2 separate regions of the Homo sapiens genome follow, and region 1 is linked to region 2. Evidence: read pairs that join two places in POLR2A ChIA-PET (ENCODE). Cell type or tissue: PC-3. All regions are shown on one strand. Links, peaks and the distances in the headings refer to the core of each region. The heading gives the core; the rest is flanking DNA.

Region 1 (11,574 bases), core at 3,457-7,456, 640 kb after region 2:
AAAATAATGTTTAGTGCTATTTAGGCCATGGGTAACTACTCTGAGAAAGATTATTTTCATCGTAGAAATTCTATTGAAAGTTTACATTTAGAGAAGATTATATGGAAGGTACTATAGCAGAAAGACATGGCTTGTTGTTAAACAGGCCAAGTTAAACTCTTCTGCCGCTTTGTGTTCCTTTGGACAAGTTATTTCCTTTCCTGTTAGGTGGGGATATAACTTGCAAGACTTCTGTGAGAACTGACGAAATGTTTGTAAAGGGGTAGTAGAACGCACAGTCAATAGTAGACATTGAATAAATGGTTGCTATTATTAAGATGGCCGAATTAAAAGAAACATTATACTCTGGAAAGACTGGTAAAACATTTTAAGTGTCGCTATGTCCTGGGCACTGTTTTTGGCAGTTGATAGTTTTAGGCCAGTGGTTTTGGAATTTTTTTTGATTCTTCTGCAACTGGAATAAAAGCTCCATAAAATACTTTTACTTATGGAAATTTCTGTTTTGTTTGATATAAAACGGAATGACACTAAATTTTTTTTCTTTTTTTTTTTTTTGAGACGGAGTCTTGCTCAGTCGCCCAGGCTGGAGTGCAGTGGCGTAATCTCGGCTCACTGCAAGCTCCGCCCCCCGGGTTCACGCCATTCTCCTGCCTCAGCCTCCCGAGTAGCTGGGACTGCAGGCCCCGCCAACACGCCCGGCTAATTTTTTTTGTATTTTAGTGGAGACGGGGTTTCACCATGTTAGCCAGGTTGGTCTCCATCTCCTGACCTGGTGATCCAGCCGCCTCGGCCTCCCAAAGTGCTGGGATTACAGGCGTGAACCACCGCGCCTGGCCTAAATTTATTTCTAAAGGATTGCAGCCATAACTATTTTAGGTGATGATTATTATAAATAAGCTACAGAACAGACAGTTCAAATGATTGTGATACTTATTAAAGAGTTAAGCATGGGCAAAATAATTTTATCAAGACATCTAATTGAGAAATTGCATTATTTGTTTACAACAATTATTCAGTTGGTGGATTTCTTTCTGCAGGATGGCTGAATGCTATACTGAGTTTCTGCATTGCATGTTTTCACTTCGGATAAGGGTGTTTATCTTCTATAAAGTAAGCCTCACTTCAGTGAATAAAACACTGTTTTATATGAGTAACTTTGAAATTTAGTCAAATATACAGACTAGGCAATCTAAGAACAGGCTGTTTGCTCTTAAAATTATTTATTTTAAAATACAATTTGTCAGTACATAAATGCAAGGAAACAAGGTTATTTGGTATTATTAACATATGCTTTTGTTTCTCAAGCTGTTCGTGTTTGCGGCAGTGAGTATTCTCACTAAAGGTTCAAGCTGTTCGGGTGTGAGGCTAGAAACTTTTAAAATGTGCTTGGACTCTTCGGTGAAAATTATTGATACTTTGATGCTGTGATCCTTTTAGCGGTATCATAACTTGTAGTTTCTGTAATATCTTGCTTGGAAGGACCTTGTATAAGTGCTTAAATATTTTGGAACTAATTTCAGGAGGAGATTGGGGATGCAAAATGAAATTATATTTTTAGGCAGAAAACTACATTAAGTTATGTAAGTTATTAACACCAGGCCTAAAGTTATTGATGAGACTCTCAATAAAAATAACATGACCAGCAGTAGTCTTTTTTTTTTTTTTTTTTTGAGATGGAGTCTCGCTCTGTCACCCAGGCTGGAGTGCCGTGCCATGATCTTGGCTCACTGTGACATCTGCCTCCTGGGTTCAAGTGATTCTCCTGTCTCAGCCTCCCAAGTAGCTGGGATTAGTAGGCGCCCACTATCATGCCTACCTAATTTTTGTGTTTTTAGTAGAGATGGGGTTTCACCATGTTGGCCAGGCTGGTCTCGAACTCCTGACCTCAGGTGGTCCACCCGCTTTGGCCTTCCAAAGTGCTGGGCTTACAGGCGTGAGCCTGCTGCACACAGCTGTCATTTTTTTTTTCCCAAGAAAATAGTCACCCAAATATTGGAAACCTACCTTTATCAAATTATGTATGTTTAACCAGGAGGCTATTTTCTCTAATGGTCTTAGTCATTGTTTTATCACTACAAGACCCAAACTACAAGTAAAGGACTGCAAGGGATAGGAGTCTTCCTCACTAATGATTAGCTTTATTGGTACGTATAATTTAAGTACTGTATATCCATATATCCAGTTTAAAGATACTATGTTTTGCAAGTCTGAGAAAGGTGACGAGTGAACTTCATTACCATGAATTCTTAGCTACACATTATATTGTCTTTATTTGTAACCTTCTAGATTTATGCTAATGCAGAAATAGCTCTTTGATGAAAAGTTTTTGAAGAGTAGACCTTTTTCCCCTTTATATGCACCATGTACCAGAGGTTTGCACATATTGAGCACTGTAAATTTTACATTTAAAGTAATATAAAAAGATGTGAATTTTTATGACATTTATTTGGAATGCCATTTTGTGTTTTGACTCAATCGTTCATTAGCTATAGTTAAATTATAAATTTGTAACGATTACAAAGATTTCTTAGTCTGGGTCATGGTGGCTCACACCTGTAATCCCATCTCTTTAGGAGGCCAAGGCGAGAGGATCACTTGAGGTCAGGAGTTCAAGACCAGCCTGGGAAACATCTATAAAAAATTAAAAAATTATCTGGTCACGATGGCACATGCCTGTAGTTTCAGCTGCTTAGAAGGCTGAGGCAGGAGGATCACTTGAGCCCAGGAACTCAAGGCTACAGTGAGCCATGATCATGCCACTGCACTCCATATCACAGACAAAACCCTGTCTTTCAAAATAAATAAATAAAGATTTCTTAGCATAGATTAGATATGTTAAATAGACTACTAAAAAATCAGCATATTCATATCTGAGATTGAATTCAAGGTGTGGACTATGTAACGTGTTTTCTGGTTTTAGGATATAACTATTGCACTGATATAATTAGTTTTTTTTTTTTTTTTGAGACAGGGTCTCACTGTGTTTCCTAGGCTGGAGTGTGGTGTGATGCTATCATGGCTCACTGCAGCCTGGACCTCCTGGTCTCAGGCGATCCTCCTGCCTCAGCTTCCAGAGTAGCTGGGACTATAGGCACGTGCTACCACGCCCGGCTCATTTTTAATTTTTTTTTTTTTTTTTTTTTTTTTTTTTTTGTAGAGACAGGGTCTTACTATGTTGCTCAGACTGGTCTCGAATTCCTGGGCTCAAGTGATCCTCCTGCCTTGGTTTCCCAAAGTGCTTGCGATTACAGGCATGAGCCACCATGCCTGGCCTCAAGTACTTTTTTCTTTCTTTCTTTTTTTTTTTTCATTAAGCCCTTTCTATCAAGTACTTTTTTTTTTTTTTTTCCTTGAGAGGGAGTCTTGCTCTGTCGCCCAGGCTGGAGTGCAGTGGCGTGATCTCGGCTCACTGCAAGCTCCGCCTCCCAGATTCATGCCATTCTCCCGCCTCAGCTTCCCAAGTAGCTGGGACTACAGGCGCCCACCACCACGCCCAGCTAATTTTTTTTGTATTTTTTTAGTAGAGACGGGGTTTTACCGTGTTAGCCAGGATGGTCTGATCTCCTGACCTCGTGATCCACCCGCCTCGGCCTCCCAAAGTGCTGGGATTACAGGCGTGAGCCACCGCACCCGGCCTGTCAAGTACTTTTTTAAACCAAGTTTTTTGGAGCTATAATTCACATACAGTAAAAATCTCCATTTTACAATGTCTAGTTCGGTGGCTTTTAGTATACTCACAGGGTTGTAAAACATCACCACTATCTCATTCCAGAACGCTTATCATCCCCTGCTCCCTCAAAACCCATACATTTCCCATTTCTCCCTTCCCTCAGCCTCTGGTAACCATGAATTTACTTTCTGTCTCTATGGATTTGCTTACTCTGAATATTTCATATAAATGGAATAAAATATGTGGCCTTTTGTGTCTAGCTTCTATCACTTAGCATTTTCAGGGTTCATTCATGTTGCATGTGTCAGTACTTCATTCCTTTTAATGGCTGAGTAATCCATTGTATGGATATATTAAATACTTTCAAATGAGTGTGGGTTTGATTATTGGAGTCTTTACCTTGAGAAATTATTTCTGAATCTCAGCTTTTGATACGTTAAAAAAATCTGTTTTTTTTGAAACAGAGTCTTGCTTCATCACCCAAGGAGGAGTGCAGTGGCACAATCTCTGCTCACTGCAACCTCTGCCTCCTGGGTTCAAGTGATTCTCATGCCTCAGCCTCCTGAGTAGCTGGGACTACAGGCGTGTGCCACCATGCTGGCTAATTTTTGTATTTTTAGTAGAGAGGGGGTTTGGCTATGTTGGTCAGGCTGGTCTTGACCTCCTGACCTCAAGTGATCTGCCTGCCTTGGCTCCCAAAGTGCTGGGATTACAGGCATGAGCCACCACTCTGGCCTATGTTTGTTTGTTTGTTTTGAGCTGGTGTCTCTGTCACCCAGGCTGGAGTGCAGTGGCGCGATCATTGCTCACTGCAGCCTGGACCTTCCCAGGCTCCGGTGATCCTTCCAACTAAGTTTTTGTATTTTTTATAGAGATGGGGTTTCACCATGTTGCTCAGGCTGGCCTTGAACTCCTGGGCTCGGTGATACACCCGCCTCTGCCTCCCAGAGTGCTGGGATTACAGGCATGAGCCACCGCGCCTGGCCTAAAAAATATTTTAAGTTCCTGTTTTTCTGCTGGAGAAGCACTAAATAGTTTACCAGTATCTCGTGTTTCTGAATAGCCCTGTCAATCGTCCTGTTGCAGTTAAATCTTTTTACTAAATTCATATCTAGAGTAAGAAAATAGAAGAGGTATTAGAAATTACCTGGGCCAACTCCTTCGTTTTATAAATCAGAAAGATGAATGACTAAAGCCAGATTGTTTGTACTCTGGACAGTAATTTTACGTGCAGGACTTTCTGTATGTACCTTATTTTACCTGGGCCTTCTTGTGGTTTTGAAAGAGATGCTGATGACTTTGATAGAGGGAAATACATATTAATGTAAAATTTGGCATTTGCAAATAGGTAGTTTGTCATAGTACTTATACTGTAAATAAAAACAAAGCTGAGGCCAAGGTGCAGTGGCTCACACCTGTAATCCCAGCACTTTGGAAGGCCGTGGCAGAGGATCGCTTGAGCTTAGGAGTTTGAGACCAGCCTGGACAACACAGTGAAACCTCATCTCTACAAAAAAAATCCAAAAAAATTAGCCAGGCATGGTGGTGCCTATAATCCCAGCTGCTTGAGAGGCTGAGGAGGGAGAATCGCTTGAACCTGGGAGGTGGAGGTTGCAGTGAGATGAGATCGCACCACTGCACTCCAGCCTGGATGGCAGAGTGAGACTCTGTCTCAAAAAAAAAAAAAAAAAAAAAAGTGACCAAACCCAAAAGCAAAAACAAAGCTAGACTTAGGTAAGGAGAGACTTTATTTGAAAGGATTTTTGCAGTAGAAGGACATGCTTACTACAGGATCTGCAACACACTTCAAAATCAAACCGAAAAAGGCTTTTTTTTTTTTTATAGAAAGGAGAAGTAAGCAGGGCTATCAGGAACTTTGTGGGAATGTGGGCCAAATAGGTAGGGGTGAGCAGATTGCATGACCAGGACTATTTAACTGGAAAGCATTTTTTTTTTTTTCTGCAGTCAGCTAATGGTCAGAATGAGGGAAGAAGTTGTGCATCTACTTTCTTAAGCTTAGGGCAAGCCAAAGTTTAGGAATTTGTGGGGAGAAGAGAATCCTGACTAAAGTTTATTCAAGCCAAGTCAATGAGTAAGTAATGGGCAATTGTGATGTGCACTGGTCAGTCTCCCTGTTGTTTAAAACAAAATCAGTCACTGTTGACAATGGAATAAGAGTCATTGAGAAGTTGATCTCATTAGATTGGGCCTGATTATTTACATAGGTGTAGCAATAATAGTAATTTATCATATAATAGGTCTTTTAATATTGCCTTGCTGAAAGTTTTTTTAAGGAATCTGATTGGACTTTAAAATGCCTCTTGAGACTATAAAGGTAAGTCAAGAACTGACCATCAGGTTTCACTTGTAATACCTATAAATTTGGGTGAATTCCTGTCTTGAAGTTCCCAAAATATTCTAGGATTTTTGAGCCTGCCGGGAAGTGATCTTGCTTAATTCACCTGCAAGGCTGGGAACTCTGTAAGCCAGTTACCAGGCCAGTTTTCCTAAGAGGACTGTAAGCGTTGGTTCATAAAGTCAACTGTAACTTAGAAGTATTTGGTCATACCTGATTAAATGAATATTTTCAAATGTGGCATTCCAGTCAAAGCCTTGGTTGCATAAGTAATGTTTCCAGCTAGAAGGCAGACTCATTGAACCTCTGCAGATAACTATATTGCCATGAAAATAAAAATAATAAGAGTTTTTGAATTCTGGAGGAGTAAGACGGGGGAGAAAAAGATAAGTGTTTATTTCGGTTTACAAAAACATAGTCTCCTTAAATTGTTGTGAGTTATAGATAGCTTCAGAGAAAAGAGAAAGGGGTTCCTTATATCCAGAAAATAGGACGCTAAGGCATCAGCAATATTTTAAACGAAACCCATAATCATCCTTCATCAGTTTATTCAGTCCTATGTAATTAATTCTTGTTCTGCTGGATCTGTGTTAGCAGTCTCACGAACCCATCTGTTTTTCTACTAGCTGTTTGGAAATCTTGACTCAGTCCACTGGTGTGGTCTCAGAGTTATTTAAGTGATGCCATCAGACGCTTGTGTTCAGGTTACCTGGCGTAGTAGTTTTCCTTTTTCTTTCTTTCTTTTTTTTTTTTTTTTTTTTTTGAGACAGAGTCTCACTCTGTCACCCAGGCTGGAGTGCAATGGCACAATCTTGGCTCACTGCAGCCTTGACCTCCTGGGCTCAAGTGATCCTCCCATCTCAGCCTCCCTAGTAGCTGCGACCACAGGTGTGTGCGACCATACCCAGCTAATTTTGTATTTTTTGGTAGAGAAGGGGTTTCGCCAAGTTGCCCAGGCTGGTCTCGAACTCTTGGGCTCCAGTGATATGCCCACCTCAGCTTCCCAAAGTGTGGGGATTAGAGGCGTGAGCCACCACACCTGGCCCATAGCCCTTTTTTATTGAAGACAAGTGCACTCTGGCCTGTAGCTGATTTGCAAGTGCTTTCAGGGAAGCATTAGAGTAAAACAGAAAACTATCTGTAGATGACAAAATACTTAAAACGGTGATGATTAACCTATTACTGATAATCTTAAAAGTGAAAGATCTCCTATTGCAAGGACGAAAAACCAAACACCGCATGTCTCACTCATAGGTGGAAATTAAACAGTGAGAACACTTGGACACAGGAAGGGGAACATCACACACCAGGTCCTGTTGTGGGGTGGGGGGAGGGGGGAGGGGTAGCATTAGGAGATACACCTAATGTAAATGACCAGTTAATGGGTGCAGCACACCAACATGGCACATGTATACATATGTAACAAACCTGCACGTTGTGCACATGTACCCTAGAACTTAAAGTATAATAATAAAAAAAAAGAAAAAAAGTGAAAGATCTTATGAAACTTTGTTAGAAAAGATAATGAAATTGGCAAGGAAGTTTGATTTTTGTGGCATGCGAACTAAAATCAACCCAAAAAAGTGTTAGACAAAAGCATATCTATAAGCGTAATGATTAACTTTATTTTATTATTATTTTTTGAGACAGAGTCTCGCTGTGTTGCCCAGGCTGGAGTTCAGTGGCGCGATCTTGGCCCACCACAACCTCTGCCTTCTGGGTTCCAGTGATTCTCCTGCCTCAGCCTCCTGGGTAGCTGGGATTACAGGCACGCGCCACCACGCCCTGCTAATTTTTATATTTTTGGTAGAGACAGGGTTTCGCCATGTTGGCCAGGCTGGTCTCAAACTCCTCACCTCAGGTGATCAACCTGCATCAGCCCCCCAAAGTGCTGGGATTAAGGTGTGAGCAACTGCGCCCAGCCGATTAACCTTATTTTAAAGAAGAGTGGCTAGTACATGTCATTTATGAATATAGATGAATATATTCATTGCAGAGAGAAAATCTAAAGACATATAATCCTAAGATGTAATGGACCATGAATATGTCAAGAGTATATCAAGAATGTATATATGTATAGAGTATATCAAGAATGTATCAAGATTATCAAGGAAAAAGATTTAGCAGTCTGGAGTAGGTCGTTAACTTCTATATAATAGCATTCCATAAGTAAATGATGTGAATTCTTAACTGAGAACCATTAGCCAACCTAGAAGATTAAAGAAGCCAAATTATGACCAAGTTAACATTGAGGAAAAAAAATCCCTGAAATTATGACTGATGACATTATACTGTTGTCTAATACCAGGCAAAGCAGCACCAGAACTCTGATTAATAGACATGGACAATGAGGGCATTGATGAATTTCTAGGAGCTTTATACCTTCATAGAACTTCCAAAATATCCCTATTAATAACATTTTACCTATACAAATTTAACTTAAACTTAGGGAGGGTAAGCCTCTCTGGCTTTGACAGTGCTTTCCATATGACCCATAACGTTTGATCAAATAAACTATTATTTTTAACATCTCTCTTTTACAAGGTAAAGGGAATTTTGATTTTCTAGGGCCCCTTAGGGGAAATCTCAAAGACAGTTGTTGGTACAAAAGGCATCATTTAGGAGGTTTGAACATTTGATTAAATAGGATCATGGGCCACTGTGGAAAAAAATACTTGGCTACATATTTAACCAAAAGTGACCGGAAAAAAAAAAAGATTTTAGTTCAGTGCGGTGGCCCATGCCTGTAATCTCAGTGCTTTGGGAGGCCAAGATGGGAGGATCACTTGAGGTCAGGAGTTTGAGACCAGCCTGGGCAACGTGGTGGGATCCTGTCTCTACAGAAATTAGCTGGGCGAAAGATTTCATGCCTATAGTTCTAGCTCCTCAGGAGGCTGAGGCAGGAGGATCGTTTGAGCCCAGGAGTTTGAAGCTGCAGTGAGCTATGATTGTGCCGTTGCAATGAGCCATGATTGTGCCACTATACTCCAGCCTGGACAACAGGGTGAGACCCTGTCTCTTAAAAAAAATATTGAAAAAAGTAAGCATGGGAGGTAATGCAGTGGTGAAGAACCTTACCCTTTTAAGGGTGTGAATACAGTTTTAAGTAATTAAGGACATGATAAAGTCAGCATTAAGCACAGGAAATTCTGGTAAGACACAATCTTTGCCTTCTGTGGAGATTATTCAGAAGGCAAAGGAAAACCTTTAATAACTTCTTTATTAAAAGCAGACTAATGGGCGGGGCACCGTGGCTCATGCCTGTAATTCCAACACTTTGGGAGGTCGAGGTGGGTGGATCACAAGGTCAGGAGATCGAGACCATCCTGGCTAACATGGTGAAACCCTGTCTCTACTAAAAAAAATGCAAAAAAAATTAGCCGTGCGTGGTGGCGGGCACCTGTAGTCCCAGCTACTCGGGAGGCTGAGGCAGGAGAATGGCATGAACCCGGGAGGTGGTGCTTGCAGTGAGCTGAGATCCCACCACTGCTCTCCAGCCTGGGTGACAGAGTGAGACTCCATCTCAAAAAACAAAAATCAAAAAGACAAACTAATAACTGAAGAAAATCCGTCATTTTAACAGAGAAAACTAAAATCTAGTTTTACGTAACTATAATATTTGATAAGCACTTAAAAACATCTTACAAATAAACCCGTCAAATCTTAGCCGGCTTTGGCTGGGCACGGTGGCTCACGCCTGTAATCCCAGCACTTCGGAGGCCGAGGTGGGCGAATCACTTGAGGTCAGCAGTTTAAGACCAGCCTGGCTAACATGGCAAAACCACGTCTCTACTAAAAATACAAAAAAATTAGCTGGGTGTGGTGGCGAGCGCCTGTAATCCCACCTACGAGGGAGGCTGAGGCAGGAGAATCACTTGAACCTGGGAGGTGAAGGTTACATTAAGCCCAGATTGTACCACTGCACTCCAGCCTGGGTGACAGAGCGAAACCCCATCTCGAAAAACGAAGAAGAAGAAAAAAATCAAGCCAGGTGCGTTGGCTCACGTCTGTTACCCCAGCACATTGGGAGGCTGAGGTGGGTGGATCATTTGAAGTTAGGAGTTCGAGACCAGCCTGGCCAACATGGTGAAACCTGCCTCTACTAAAAATACAAAAATTAGCCGGGTGTGGTGTTGGGCGCCTGTAGTCCCAGCTACTTGGGAAGCTGAGGCAGGAGAATCTCTTGAACCAGGGAGTCGGAGGTTGCAGTGAGCCGAGATTGTGCCACTGCACTCCAGCCTGGGTGACACAGTGAGACTTTGTCTCAAAACAAAACCCCCAAAATATTAGTAAATATGTATATGATATTTCTGTGTGCAGTGAACTGTAGTAGGCATTGATGATAAAATTAGTTATAAGGTATGGTTCTTGTTTCCAAGGGCTGAGATCCTAGAGGTAGGAAGTATGCTTAAAAAAAAAAAAAGCTAATATCATGTAAGTACTAAAGACTAAGGATTAAAAGAAGTAAAGCTGAGTCAATTAGAAAGGGTTACAGAGTAGGTAAGGTTTGACTCTGGCCTTGAAGGACTTGCTTGCTGGGAGAAAAAGAGAAGTATGGAGTAGGCAGGAAAATGAATACTCTGCAATGATGGGTGTGATGTACTCCCAGTTTACATGTTTTGAAACCTGTTTGTATGATGCAGAGACTATAAAAGATTAATTTAGAGTCCTAGGTAGAAGTCATGGTGGAAGGCTGAGGTATTGAGGCATTTTGTAAATTTAGGCAAGGGGAATCAGAATGGCTTTTGAGTTGGCTAAACTGAAAGTATTAGAAGTAGAAAAGGAAAGGGGAGAATATTGAGATAACTTACTATTAGGATATTTTAGGCCTAAAGTCATGAAGGTCTAGAGTAGGATAGTGGTTTTAAAAATGGAGAAGAGGAGACAGATTTAAAGACATGCTTGTAAAATAAGAGTCAACAAGACAGTAATTGTCAGACTAGGGGAAAAGGGGAGGGGCTCAAAGATGGCTCCAAGGCATGCCAGTAAGGTTAGAATTGTGTACCATTGACTGGTGAGGGATTTTGTTGTTTTGGGGGAAAGGTGATGAATTTAATTTAACGGGAGGTAGAGATGGCCAACAAAAAGTTAGAGGGACAGAACTAGAGATGATGTTTTGGGAATTAGCTGCATAGAATTGCTTGTTGACCAGGTGAACTTTAATTAATTTATTTCCTTCCTTCCTTCCTTCCTTCCTTCCTTCCTTCCTTCCTTCCTTCCTTCCTTCCTTCCTTCTGTTATAGCACAACTTATATATTTCAAATGGACAAAAAATTAGTTTTACAGCATCTTAAGATAAATTTCCTTTGAATGGGAGCTTCCTTTCCAGTACTTTGAGGTCTACAAGACATATCTAGAAAATTTGCTGCTGTGGAAAATGAAGACTGCTTAAATTGAATGAGGGGGAAGAGGAAGGGCCTGTGGTTTTTCTTTTCGATTAATTGCTGTAACACTGTGTTGTGGTTTTTCTTTTCGATTAGTTGCTGTAACACTGTCCTTGAGGTGGCTGAGGGAGTTTCATATTTTCTTTAGACACCATTAGGCGCCA
Region 2 (11,574 bases), core at 2,944-6,943:
GAGTCATTAAACGTTGTCTCTCCCCAGCCACTTGCCTAGCACCTGATGCTCAGTAAGTACCTAACCAGAATAGATGAGGCAGCAAGAGAATGGCGCTCGGTGTGTGGGGTAAGGGGAGTCAGGAGGAGGACGGGCTGCTCGTGAGACAGGGTAGGATGGGCTGTGCCTGGTTTCCTCTCAAGCCCCCAGGCTGCTACCCTTGGTTCTAGCCACCTTTCCTCCCACCCTCCTTCTCATGCAGGCTGCCAAAAATTGCACTTTGGGTCTGAGATTAGGAGCGCCTGGCCATGTCTGAACCCCGCTCCTATCTTAGTGGCCGCAGGTGGCTCCCAGGAAAGCATGAATCCTGAGGTTTTACTGGTAAGCTGGGAGGGATTAACTGGGATCCAGTCATGTGCTCCACCCAGTACTCAGTGACTAAACCCTGCACTTTGGAGGGAGATGGTAATGTTTCAGCATGAGTAGCCTCTGGCCTTGGGCATGAGCAAAGGACTTTGAGTATGAGGACGAGACCCTCTTCACTTATTCCAGCTGCTAACAATTAACACACAGCCATCCAGTAACACAAGGATGCCCACAGCTGAGATCCTGGAATCACTTGTTGCTGTCTTAAACCTTTTTGGAATGAATCTAGGCATGAAAGAAAGGGGTTTTTGGTTCTTTTGTTTGTTTGTTTTTTGGGTTTTTCTGGGTTGTTTTTTTTTTGTTTTTTTTTTTTTTTTTTTTTTGAGACGGAGTTTTTACTCTTGTTGCCCAGGCTGGAGTGCAATGGCATGATCTCAGCTCACTGCAACCACCATCTCCCAGGTTCAAGTGATTCTCCTGCCTCAGCCTCCCGAGTGGCTGGGATTACAGGCATGTGCCACCACACCCGGCTAATTTTGTATTTTTAGTAGAGATGGGGTTTCTCCATGTTGGTCAGGCTGGTCTCGACCTCCCGACCTCAGGCCCGCCTCGGCCTCCCAAAGTGCTGGGATTACAGGCGTGAGCCACTGTGCCCGGCCCCAAAAGAAAGGTTTAGAAAAACCAGTGGGGAAGAGGGAGAGGGAAGGGAAGAATAAGAACAAGAGGAAGAGGGAGGAAAGGAAGAGGAGGGCGAAGTCATTTCTTGGGTCAACTCCAAGCCCTCTGTTCCTCCTCCCCTTTAGGGAGAAGGGGTTTCAGCTGCCAGGCTGTGTGAACAAGTAAGTCACTTGACCTCTCAAAGCCTCCTCTCATCTATAAAATGCAGGACACGCTGCTGAACTACGTGGTCTGAACTCATGTTCAGCTCCACCGTTCACCCACCTGGGGAGCTTCATGTACAAAACTTCCAGATGTCTTTCTTTCTCCCCCTCATCCTCATTCTTGCCCCATCTCCTGTCATTAAAAGAGTATGTGCCACAAACTCCTACCCAAACTAAAAGCCAGGGCTAGAGGTAAGGTTGAAGGGTCTGAAGAAGAGACACAGCAAGGGACTGCCCACCTGAAGGACAAAGCCAGAGGCTCCTGGAGCAGCGCTGACCCTAGACATGGCCTTGACTGACACACAGCACTGACCACTGTGCAGGGAAAAACGTGAACATGTGATGAGTCTCCCGCTTTGGGTTTCTAACCTGAGACTCCTCTTCGCAACCAGAGAGATGGGGAAAGTGTGTAGAGTTGCTTGTGACTAGGCCTGGAAGTTTGCCCATGCTTATTCTACGCAGTCCTTCCCAGAGCATCTGAGAATGAATCATCTGGGGCCCAGAACCTTGCAAAGACAAACTGACTTTGTCTTCCTTCCTATGAGATTTCTCTCATTCTGTCAAAATGTGTCTTCGCGCCAGCCCAGCCCTGAAAATGTGTGACTTTCTAGCATTTTCATTTTTTCTCTATTCTCGAATTGCTACATTCAGTCAGTAGTAATAACAGTCATGATGTAATTATGAGTAAGAATAATGACAGCTACTGTCACCTCCTGAGTCCTATTATGAGTCAGGCACTATGCTGAGTAGTTATGTATTTTTACACATATTCTCTCATTTACATGCTTTTACATCCATTACCTCATTTAACATTCCTACAGCCCATTTTATAGGTGAGAAACCTAACAGAGTGAGGAAGGTACATGTCCAGTGTCACATGGTCAGAAAGAATAGCTCTTTATAAGTAGTCATAATCATAATTCAATCCTCCTTTTCACCTCTAAATCACTGTCATCATCTCTAGAGCTTTTCTCCCTGACCCCAACCTCTCTCCATTTAAACCACCATATATTCAAGCATTGGCTTGCTGAGAAGTCTCCAAAACAAGCAACCCTGGCCGGGGGCAGTAGCTTACGCCTGTAATCCCAGTACTTTGAGAGGCCGAGAGATGGGAGGACCACTCGAGCCCAGGAGTTTGAGACCAACCTGGGCAGCATAGTGAGACCCCCGCTGTACAAAAAGAAATTAAAAATTAGCCGGGTGCTAATTTAGCCAGGATCACACCTGTGATCCCCCTACTCGGAGGGTGAAGCAAGAGGATTGCTTGAGCCCAGGAACTCGAGGCTGCAGTGAACTATGATCATGCCATTGCACTCCAGCCTGGGCAACAGAGTGAGACCCTGTCTCAAAACAAAAAACTAAATAAATAAATATAAAATTGTGGCCACTGCCCTTGGAATGAATAATAATCACACTGACATACAACTAAGAAGTTATGGAATACATTAGGAATGCTGAGGGCACATGGAAAACAGTGACCCATTCTACCTAGTGGGGTTTTAAAATAATTATTTTTAATGTTTAATGCTTTAGGGAAGAAAGCAGGGAGATGAAACATGAAAGATGAACAGGAAATGGTAGGAGATTTTTATGAAGGTAGAAGAGACAGGGCTTTGGGAATGGAAAAGCCCAGGTTAACTCCCAGATTTCTGGCTTAGGCAACTGAGTGGCACCACTGTCAGAGCCTAGAAATACAGGCTTGAAAGGAGAGATGCTAAGTGTAGCTTTGTTGGCTCTTTGATAAATATGCGACCTGCACGTGGAGCTATCCAGGAATAACAAGTCAAAAGACCCAAGTCCTCTTGAGAGTTTCCTCTGAGCCATATATGGTTTCCTTTCTTTTTTCTTTTTTTTTTTCTTTTGAGACAAAGTCTCTCTGTCGCCCAGGCTGGAGTGATGCAATGGCACAATCACAGCTCACGGCAGCTTCGACTTCCTGGGCTCAGGTGATCCTCCTACCTCAGCCTCCTGAATAGCTGGGACAGGTGCGCACCACCACATCTAGCTACTTTTTGTATTTTTTGTAGAGGTGGGGTCTCGCTATGTTGCCCAGGCAGCTCTTCAACTCCTGAGGCTCAGGTGATCTGCCCGCCTCGGCCTCCCAAAGTACTGGGATTACAGGCACAAGCCACTGCTCCTGGCCATATATGGTGTTATTTAATCCTCACAACAACCCTATTATTATGCCTTCCTTTAACAGCTGAGGAAACTGAGGCACAGAGAAATTACATAACTTGCCCAAGATTACATGACTCTTAAAAGCCAGGCTCCTTGACACTGGGTTGTGCTGTCTCTGCACCGTGGGCATATGGGTTGGTGCTCAGGAGAGGTTTGGGCTGTAAGCACAGACTGGCAGTCATCACCTAGAGTGGTATCTGAAGCCTCAAGAGGAGACAAGATCACATGGGAAGCCAAGGACAGAACCATGTGGAGCACCATCTCATCTAGGTAGGAGTCCGCAAAGGAGGTTAAAAAGAAATTATCGGCCGGGCGCAGTGGCTCACACCTGTGAGCCCAGAACTTTGGGAGGCCGAGGCGGGTAGATCACCTGAGGTCAGGCGTTAAGAGACCAGCCTGGCCAGCATGGTGAAACTCCATCTCTACTACAAATACAAAAATGAACCAGGCATGGTGGCTCACGCCTGTAGTCCCAGCTACTCAGAAGGCTGAGGCACAAAAACCGCTTGAACCCAGGAGGCAGAGGCTGCAATGAGCTGAGATCACGCCACTACACTCCAGCCTAGGCAACAGAGTGAGACATGGTCTCAAAAAAAAAAAAAAAAAGAAGCGTATTCGCTCCTTTTTGTCTGTCACGGCAGATCCAGCCCCAGTTTGAGCTTCAAGGCCTTTCTCCAATTAGTCCTCCCACCTATCTCCTCCTTCCTCCCTAACTCCCGTCTCCACCTCCGTGCAAGGCAAGCAAATCTTCCTAGAGTTCTGTATTTTCCATCTGGAAGGGAATTTGGGTTCATTTAAGGTCTTCTCATGCTCTTTGCCTCAACACATGAATTATTCTCCTAACCAGAAAGATCCTCTCCCTCCTATTTATGATCCACTTACCATATTTCTGCAAAACTTTGCCCAAGATTTAACCTCTATCATGAGTTTTTTAAATTATTATCATTATTACTATTAATCCTATGGCCTTTTTTTTTTTTTTTTTTTTAAGACAGGGTCTTGCTCTGTACTCCAGCCTGGGAGTACAGTGGCATGATCTCAGCTCACTGCAGCCTCTGCCTCTCAGGTTAAAGCGATTCTTGTGCCTCAGCCTCCTAAGTAGCTTGGATTACAAGCATGCGCCACCACATCCAGCTAATTATTATATTTTTAGTAGACGCAGGGTTTTGCTATGTTGGCCAAGCTGGTCTCGAACTCCTGGGCTCAAGTGATCCACCTACCTCAGCCTCTCACAGTGCTAGGATTACAGGCGTAAGCCATCACACCTGGACTTGAAATCCTATTGCACTCTAAATGTGTCGATCTCTTCATGGTTTTTACAATTAAATATTTCTTGGCACTCAAGTTTTTCCATATCTTTGTTATATATTACAAATTAATATCACTGCTGAGCTGCCTATCAGACAACAAGCTTCTTTGTGGCATCTATCTCCTAGGAAGATAGGAAGGTGGCGTGAGGCACCGTGCCTGGCCAGACAACAAGCTTCTTAAGAAAATAGAGCAAACTTCTATTTGTTGGTATCCCCCTTACTCTGTACTCTACACAGTGATTGCTGAGCAAATGCTTTGGACTAAGACTGAGTGCTGAATATTTACCCAAAGCAAGTTATTTATTGGCAAGTGTGAGTAATGGGGAGGAAAATTTTTTGGAGATGAATATGTGCTGATGTTAATCCTCGTATTTCTACCCAGGCTGAGTTCTTCTAAGGGAGAAGTCCTACAGAAATCCCTCTGCCCTTGATAAAGGATTATTTATAAATGCAAAGCGTCTACAGGGAAATCTCCAGGATCCCCTATTCTGGGTAGCCATCCCAACTCTGATGACATAAAAGTGATGAATCATGGCAATAACTTATGAATAACATCTGAATAACATCACTGAATTGAGTTTCTATGCAATAATGAGAGAAAATAAGTCATCATAGCACCACAGGCAGATCAAAACAAGTATAACCACGGTGTTCATCCCAATTTCTACACTTCCAGATAGTTCCCTGGGCGTATTACCATCTTCCTGTTACTCTAAACGAAACATGTAGACTTGATTAATGTGAATATAAAATGAAATACTGGAAATCATCTTTTTAAATAAAGCTTAATATTTGAGTGAAGCTTCTAAATCTCTTATGCCCGAATTCAAAGAAATGAAATTTCCAGAAAATAGGAAAATAAAGTGAAGTCCTCTACTAGTATACTATCCTTTTTTTTTTTTTTTTTTTTTGTGAGACAGAGTCTCACTATGTTGCCCAGGCTGGAGTGCAGTGGCGTGATCTCGGCTCACTGCAAGCTCCACCTCCTGGGTTCACACCATTCTCCTGCCTCAGCCTCCCGAGTAGCTGGGACTACAGGCACCCACCACCACGCCCGGCTAATTTTTTTTTTTTTTTTTTTTTTGTATTTTTAGTAGAGACAGAGTTTCACTGTGTTAGTCAGGATGGTCTTGAACTCCTGACCTCGTGATCTGCCCGCCTCAGCCTCCCAAAGTGCTGGGATTACAGGTGTGAGCCACCGCGCCGGCCCTCTACTAGTATACTATCTTAAGGCTCTCAAAGATCCCTTCATTTAAATATCTTATTCTGATACATAAGGGTAATATTCACTGGATCCAACAAGTTCAAAGCTAAACTGATCACCTCTCCTTACAAGCCTATCTTTCAAAGCCCTGAGAATGGCACTACCATCTACTCAGTTGCTAGTAGATCTAAAAATATGATATGATATATACTGTCTAATGCAGAAGGAGATGGAGACAACCAAACCATATAGCCTAAAATTAGATGACAATAACAAGTAACTATTATTACAAGAAATGTAAATGGTAACTATTTTGAAAAAAAAAAAGACTAAACTATATCATACCTAGAAGAACCTAACCTAAAACAAAAAGATACACAAGAGTTAAAAGCAAAAGAACAGAAAGAAATGAAAATAAAAAGAAATACTAACATAATATTTATTTAACAAGTATTATGTGTCAGACACAAAGTTAAGTAAGTTGTTCAAGGTAAAATAATTAAGTAGAAGTTAAGGTTTTAATATCATACAAAGTTGTAATCAAAGCAAAAAGATATTATATTGACCAAAAGGCTTGTTTTATAATAATTAGGGATGCTCTACACTGAAGATAAAACCATCCTGGGCCGGGCACGGTGGCTCACGCCTGTAATCCCAGCACTTTGGGAGGCTGAGGCGGGCAGATCACGAGGTCAGGAGATCAAGACCATCCTGGCTAACACGGTGAAACCCTGTCTCTGCTAAAAATACAAAAAATTAGCCGGGCATGGTGGCGGGCACCTGTAGTCCCAGCTACTCAAGAGGCTGAGGCAGGAGAATGGCGTGAACCCGGGAGGCAGAGCTTGCAGTGAGCCGTGATCGCACCACTGCACCCCAGCCTGGGTGACAGAGCGAGACTCTGTCTCAAAAAAAAAAAAAAAAAAAAAAAACCATCCTAGACTTTTATGCACCAACTAATATAGCACCAAAATACGTAAAACAAAAAGTACTGAAGGCTGGGTACAGAGGCTTACACCTATAATCCCAGCACTTTGGGAAGTGAAGGCAGGAAGATTGCTTGAGCCCAGGAGTTTGAGTCAAGCCTAGGCTACATGGCAAAACCCCATCTCTACAAAAAATTTAAAAATTAGCCAGGTGTAGTGGTGGGTGCCTGTAGACCCAGCTACTCAAGAGTCTGAGGCAAGAGGATCACTTGAGCTTGGGAGGTGGAGGTTACAGTCAGCCAAGATTGTGCCACTGCACTCCAGCCAGGGCAACAGAGCAAGACCCTGTCTCAAAATAAATAAATAACTGCTGAAAATACAAGGAGAACCCAAAGGCAATACTATAGTTGCATGAGACTTTCATACTTCTTTACCAGTCCTTGGCAGATAAAATATACAATATGAATAAGAACATGGTAAAATTGTGTAAATGTTCTATGGATACTTAAATAGAAATATTCTCTATCTTCATATCTTATTAGATCTCCATTACTAATCATATAATTCAGATCCTCTATATCAGTGATCAGCATAGATTTTCTATAAAGGGCCAGGTTATAAGCAATTTAAGACTCTGCAAGCCACACATTTGTAGCATGAAAGCAGCATAGATGATACATAAACATATGAGCATTGCTGTGTTTTAGTAAAATAGTGGATTACAGGTTGTGGCTCATGCCTATGATCCCAGCACTTTGGGAGGCCGAGGCAGGCAGATCACCTGAGGTCAGGAGTTTGAGACCAGTCTGGCCAACATGGTGAAACCCTGTCTCTACTAAAAATACAAAAATTACCCAGGCGTGGTAGCGGGCGCCTGTAATCCCAGCTACTTGGGAGCCTGAGGCAGGAGAATGGCTTGAAACCTTGAAACCGGGAGGCAGAGGTTTCAGTGAGCCGAGATCACGTCACTGCGCTCCAGCCTGGGCAAGAGCGAGACTCCATCTCAAAAAAACGAAAACAAAAACAAAACAAAACAAAACAAAAATCACTTTATTTACAGAAAGAGGCTATAGGCCATATTTGGTCCATGGACCATAGTTTGCCATCTCTACTCTATTATGATTGCTTAATAGGAACTATGGTCCATGGTCCAAATGGAACATTTGCCAAAAATGAGCATATTTAGAATACAAAGACAAATCTGGAATTAGAAAATAAGAAATGTGCAGACCATATAGTCTGACCACAGTGCAATAAAAATGAGAATAAAAGAAGCAAACACCCTGAACTACTCAGGAAGTCAAAGATTCCTCAAGCAAAAATACTCCTCAATTTATTGTTTACTATACCACCATATTAATTCCTCAGCTTAATCTTGGGACTTTAAATAGTAGTGGACCCAGAATGAGAAGAATAAAATCACGCCGTCAAAATTGTTCTTCATACCCTGTTGTCTTCGATTACCATTCAAGACTAGAATACAAAAAAGCCAGTTCTAAAGGGAACTTCCAAGGCGACGTGTGCAGATGGAGAGGGGCCAGAATCGAAACACAGGAGGGGAAACTGGGGGCCTCCCCAAGACCCCTATGAGGAACTCAGGCCCAGCCCCTTGCCTGATCACAGTTCCATGTTCCTGCGGAGCTGGGAGGAGAAATCAGTCTTCCTGACTCAAGGTTGAGAGCTCTTCCCGGGAAACCAAAGGGTTCTGCTCATTCCATTCTGCCCTTGAGGCACTCACCTCTCCACGCCCTTGGAGAGGTCCCTTGTTTCCCACGTAGCGCCTCTCCCGGCCCTTCCTTCCCCTCATTCCTTCCCTCACCTAGCAGACACCGGCATGCAAACCTGGAGGGTGTGTGCCCCCTCCGCCCTCACCCCTCCCGTGGTCCCTAGCCCATTGTGTCTGAAGTAGCTGAAGTGTTCCCCTTCAGGAATGAACCCACAGCAGTGGCTGATTCGGCCGAACCCTTCAACAGGTGTGGTGTTTACACAAGCCTCTGAGGAGACAATCAGGAATGGAAAGAAGTCAGGAATGGAAAGTCCTTCAAATTCCTTGATTCTGAGCAGGTTTCAGCTGTTAGCTAGCCTTTCCCATGGATGTTTAAAGCTATCTGTGGCCGGGCGCGGGGGCTCACACCTGTAATCCCAGCACTTTGGGAGGCTGAGGCGGGCAGATCACCTTAGGTCGGGAGTTTGAGACCAACCTGACCAACATGGGGAAACCCCGTCTCTACTAAAAATACAAAATTAACCAGGAGTGGTGGTGCATGCCTGTAATCCCAGCTACTCGGGAGTCTGAGGCAGGAGAATCGCTTGAACCCGGGAGGTGGAGGTCGCGGTGAGCTGAGATCGCAACATTGTACTCCAGCCTGGGCAACAAGAGTGAAACTCCATCTCAAAAAATAAAATAAAGCTATTTGCCAGCCTTCCCCATGGATGTTTAAGGGACCAGATGGAACAGCATCTATGCTATTCCCAAATCCTATCCATAAAGTCGGTAGTGGAAGGTGCACTCTCAGCGCACATTCAACTTTCATCTGTCCCAGGTTTCTGAGCAACTCAAGGCACACCAGAGTGGAACTGACCGCCCACACATCAAGAGAAAAGGGATGGGCTTCTAGATCTAATTCCCAAAACTCAGAAGGGCTTTTTGCAGCATCTGGGTAAAATAGTAGCTGTCACCGTGTCCTCCCTCCTGCCCCTGCCCCTTGTTTCCCACTCCCCCTCCACTCCCAGTACCTTCGGGTCCTCTGAGATCTTTCTCCCTCTATTCTTTTCCTGCAGAGTGATCCCAGAGCTGCTCACCTCCTGCCTGGCCGGATTCCATCTACTCAAAGTTTGTAGAATGTGTCCGAGCAGAAACTATTACCCTGATTATCTCTTTGCTCTCTGCCTCTATCTTAGCCTAGGAAACCCGCAAAGGGGAAAAAAAAAAAAAAAAATCTGAGTTGTTAAACTAGAGGAACTGTTTCCTAGGGAATTTTTTTCTCATAGCCAACTGTATTCCATTACCAGGATTTCTCTCCTCTTCTATCCCACCCCTCCCAACGCCCCGCTCTCCCCAGACGATTTAAATCCGGAGGCCCCAGCGCTCTGGGCTCCTGGCGCCTCACTTACCCTAGTGCCAAGGCGTTGGCCGTGAACTTGGTGCTGCTTCCCGCGCGCAAGAGGGCAGCAGGCGAGCTCCTCAGTGCTGGGGGAGACCTTGGACAGCTATCCCGCCCTCGCACTCTGAGCAGTTGTTATAAAGGCGGCCCTCGCCGGAGGGAGGGAACGAGCGAGGGGTGAGCAGAGGGACAAGGAGGGGGAGGGTCGAGGGAGAGGACACGCCTATTCCAGTTCCACGGCACTTCATGCTGTTATGAAAATAAAGTCCCCGTGCCAGGGAATGACCCAAAAACCGTCTGACGTCAGAGGCACAGTCACCCCTGGAAGCTGGGCGGGGGTGACCACCCGGCCCTGCCCAGCGCATCGGACTCCTCCGAGACGTGCTCACGCGCTGGTCCCAGGGCGCCGGCTACGAGAGGGGAGCCGGAGCAGACCAGCTCCTTACGGGCCCCGCCAGCTGTCACCTCCCGGGGGAGCCACACCCGCCTCCCCGCAGGCACTCGGGTCCACCCGGGGCAAGGGCCCAGCCCGCGAGATTGCAGCAGCTCCGCCGTCAAGTCCAGCGGGACAAGCCAGCCTTCCTCCACTTTCTTTGACCTTAGCTTAGCCTTTCTCTCCATCACTCTCCCCCAGCCACTGCCGTATGGGAAGCCAGGCTTCAGAAAAAGGAGGCAGCCACCTTCTCAGGGCTCCCCAGCCAAAGCCACGTGAAAGCCAAGGAAAACTTCCCCCACCAGGTCCGTAGTTAGCTCAGCAGCTCCACCTGTCAGAGTCTAGACAGGCACCATTAGTGCTGCCCTGGGGCTGAGAGATCAGTATCTCTCCTTTCCTAACTGCCTCTCCTAAAGCCTCGACAATGCAGGCTGATTGAACGGGGGCGCCAGATGAAATTATGAAATGAAGGAATTTGCTTTGGTGCCTGGTTTCCCCTCCCTCCACTGCCCACTCCTCTTCCAGGATCAAGCCAATCGGACCGAAACTCGTCTTTGTTTACGTGTGGAACGATCCTGGAGTGGCTGCCCGCCTGTGTCGGGGCTCAAGCCAGGTTCTACCCCATGCCACGGGGAGGCAGGAGGGACTCTGTTTTTAAAGTGGTTATCAGCGCGCTTGGTAAACTAATCTGGATTATTCTGCATATGAAGAAATGGGGGAAGGCCCAGGGCTCCCCAGCTTTCTCTTCACTTCTCCCCACACCCCAAGTCTCCAGAGCCTAAAGTGCTTTTAAAATGTGACCTACTGGAGACTGTGACCCCACCATTGTTAGGTTTTTATTTCACTCCCAAAAAACCACAGGCAGTGCCTTGAGTGTTGGAACACTTTGAGGTATGCAGCCCAGGGGTCTGTGAGTCCACCCATTTCACACCTAAGACTCCCAGGGGTGTGTGTGGCAGAGTGGGGGTGGGTACTGAGAGACTGGTGGGACTGCAAATGACAGTGCTTTATAGTGTGTGCCATCCGCTAAGTCAGGGCTTCTCTCCGGACCCCAGCGTTCTCGTCTGTTCAAGAAGTTGAACTAGACTACCATTGTACAATAGAACTATAATTCAAGCCACAAACATAAGCCACATTTGTTTTTTATTTTTTGTGTGTTTTTTCTTTTTTAGACAAGGTCTCGCCGTCACCCAGGC

Evidence for each region. ChIA-PET counts read pairs that join two places held together with the same protein. Peaks named below come from ENCODE experiments on the same cell type or tissue, not always from the same donor. Only the 100,000 strongest peaks of a DNase experiment are listed, where the experiment ranks them.
Region 1: POLR2A ChIA-PET joins it to region 2 with 5 read pairs; 1 of 35 experiments calls an interaction of 5 or more read pairs at or near these places.

Annotation. Positions count from the first base shown.
Region 1 is chr12:12,249,359-12,260,932 of GRCh38, reverse strand. All of the region lies in intron 1 of LRP6 (LDL receptor related protein 6), which reads left to right. It also overlaps the pseudogene LOC101929053. Among named protein-coding and RNA genes, the nearest start is that of LRP6, 12 kb to the left of the region's middle. In PC-3, for the core only: no CTCF peak of the experiment used is centred there; a DNase peak (open chromatin) is centred at 5,772; H3K27ac peaks cover 1,122 bases.
Region 2 is chr12:12,890,046-12,901,619 of GRCh38, reverse strand. It overlaps GPRC5A (G protein-coupled receptor class C group 5 member A), which reads right to left and starts at 10,058. Exons shown (of 4, transcript NM_003979.4): 1 at 9,956-10,058. In PC-3, for the core only: no CTCF peak of the experiment used is centred there; a DNase peak (open chromatin) is centred at 5,099; H3K4me3 peaks cover 2,971 bases; H3K27ac peaks cover 1,693 bases.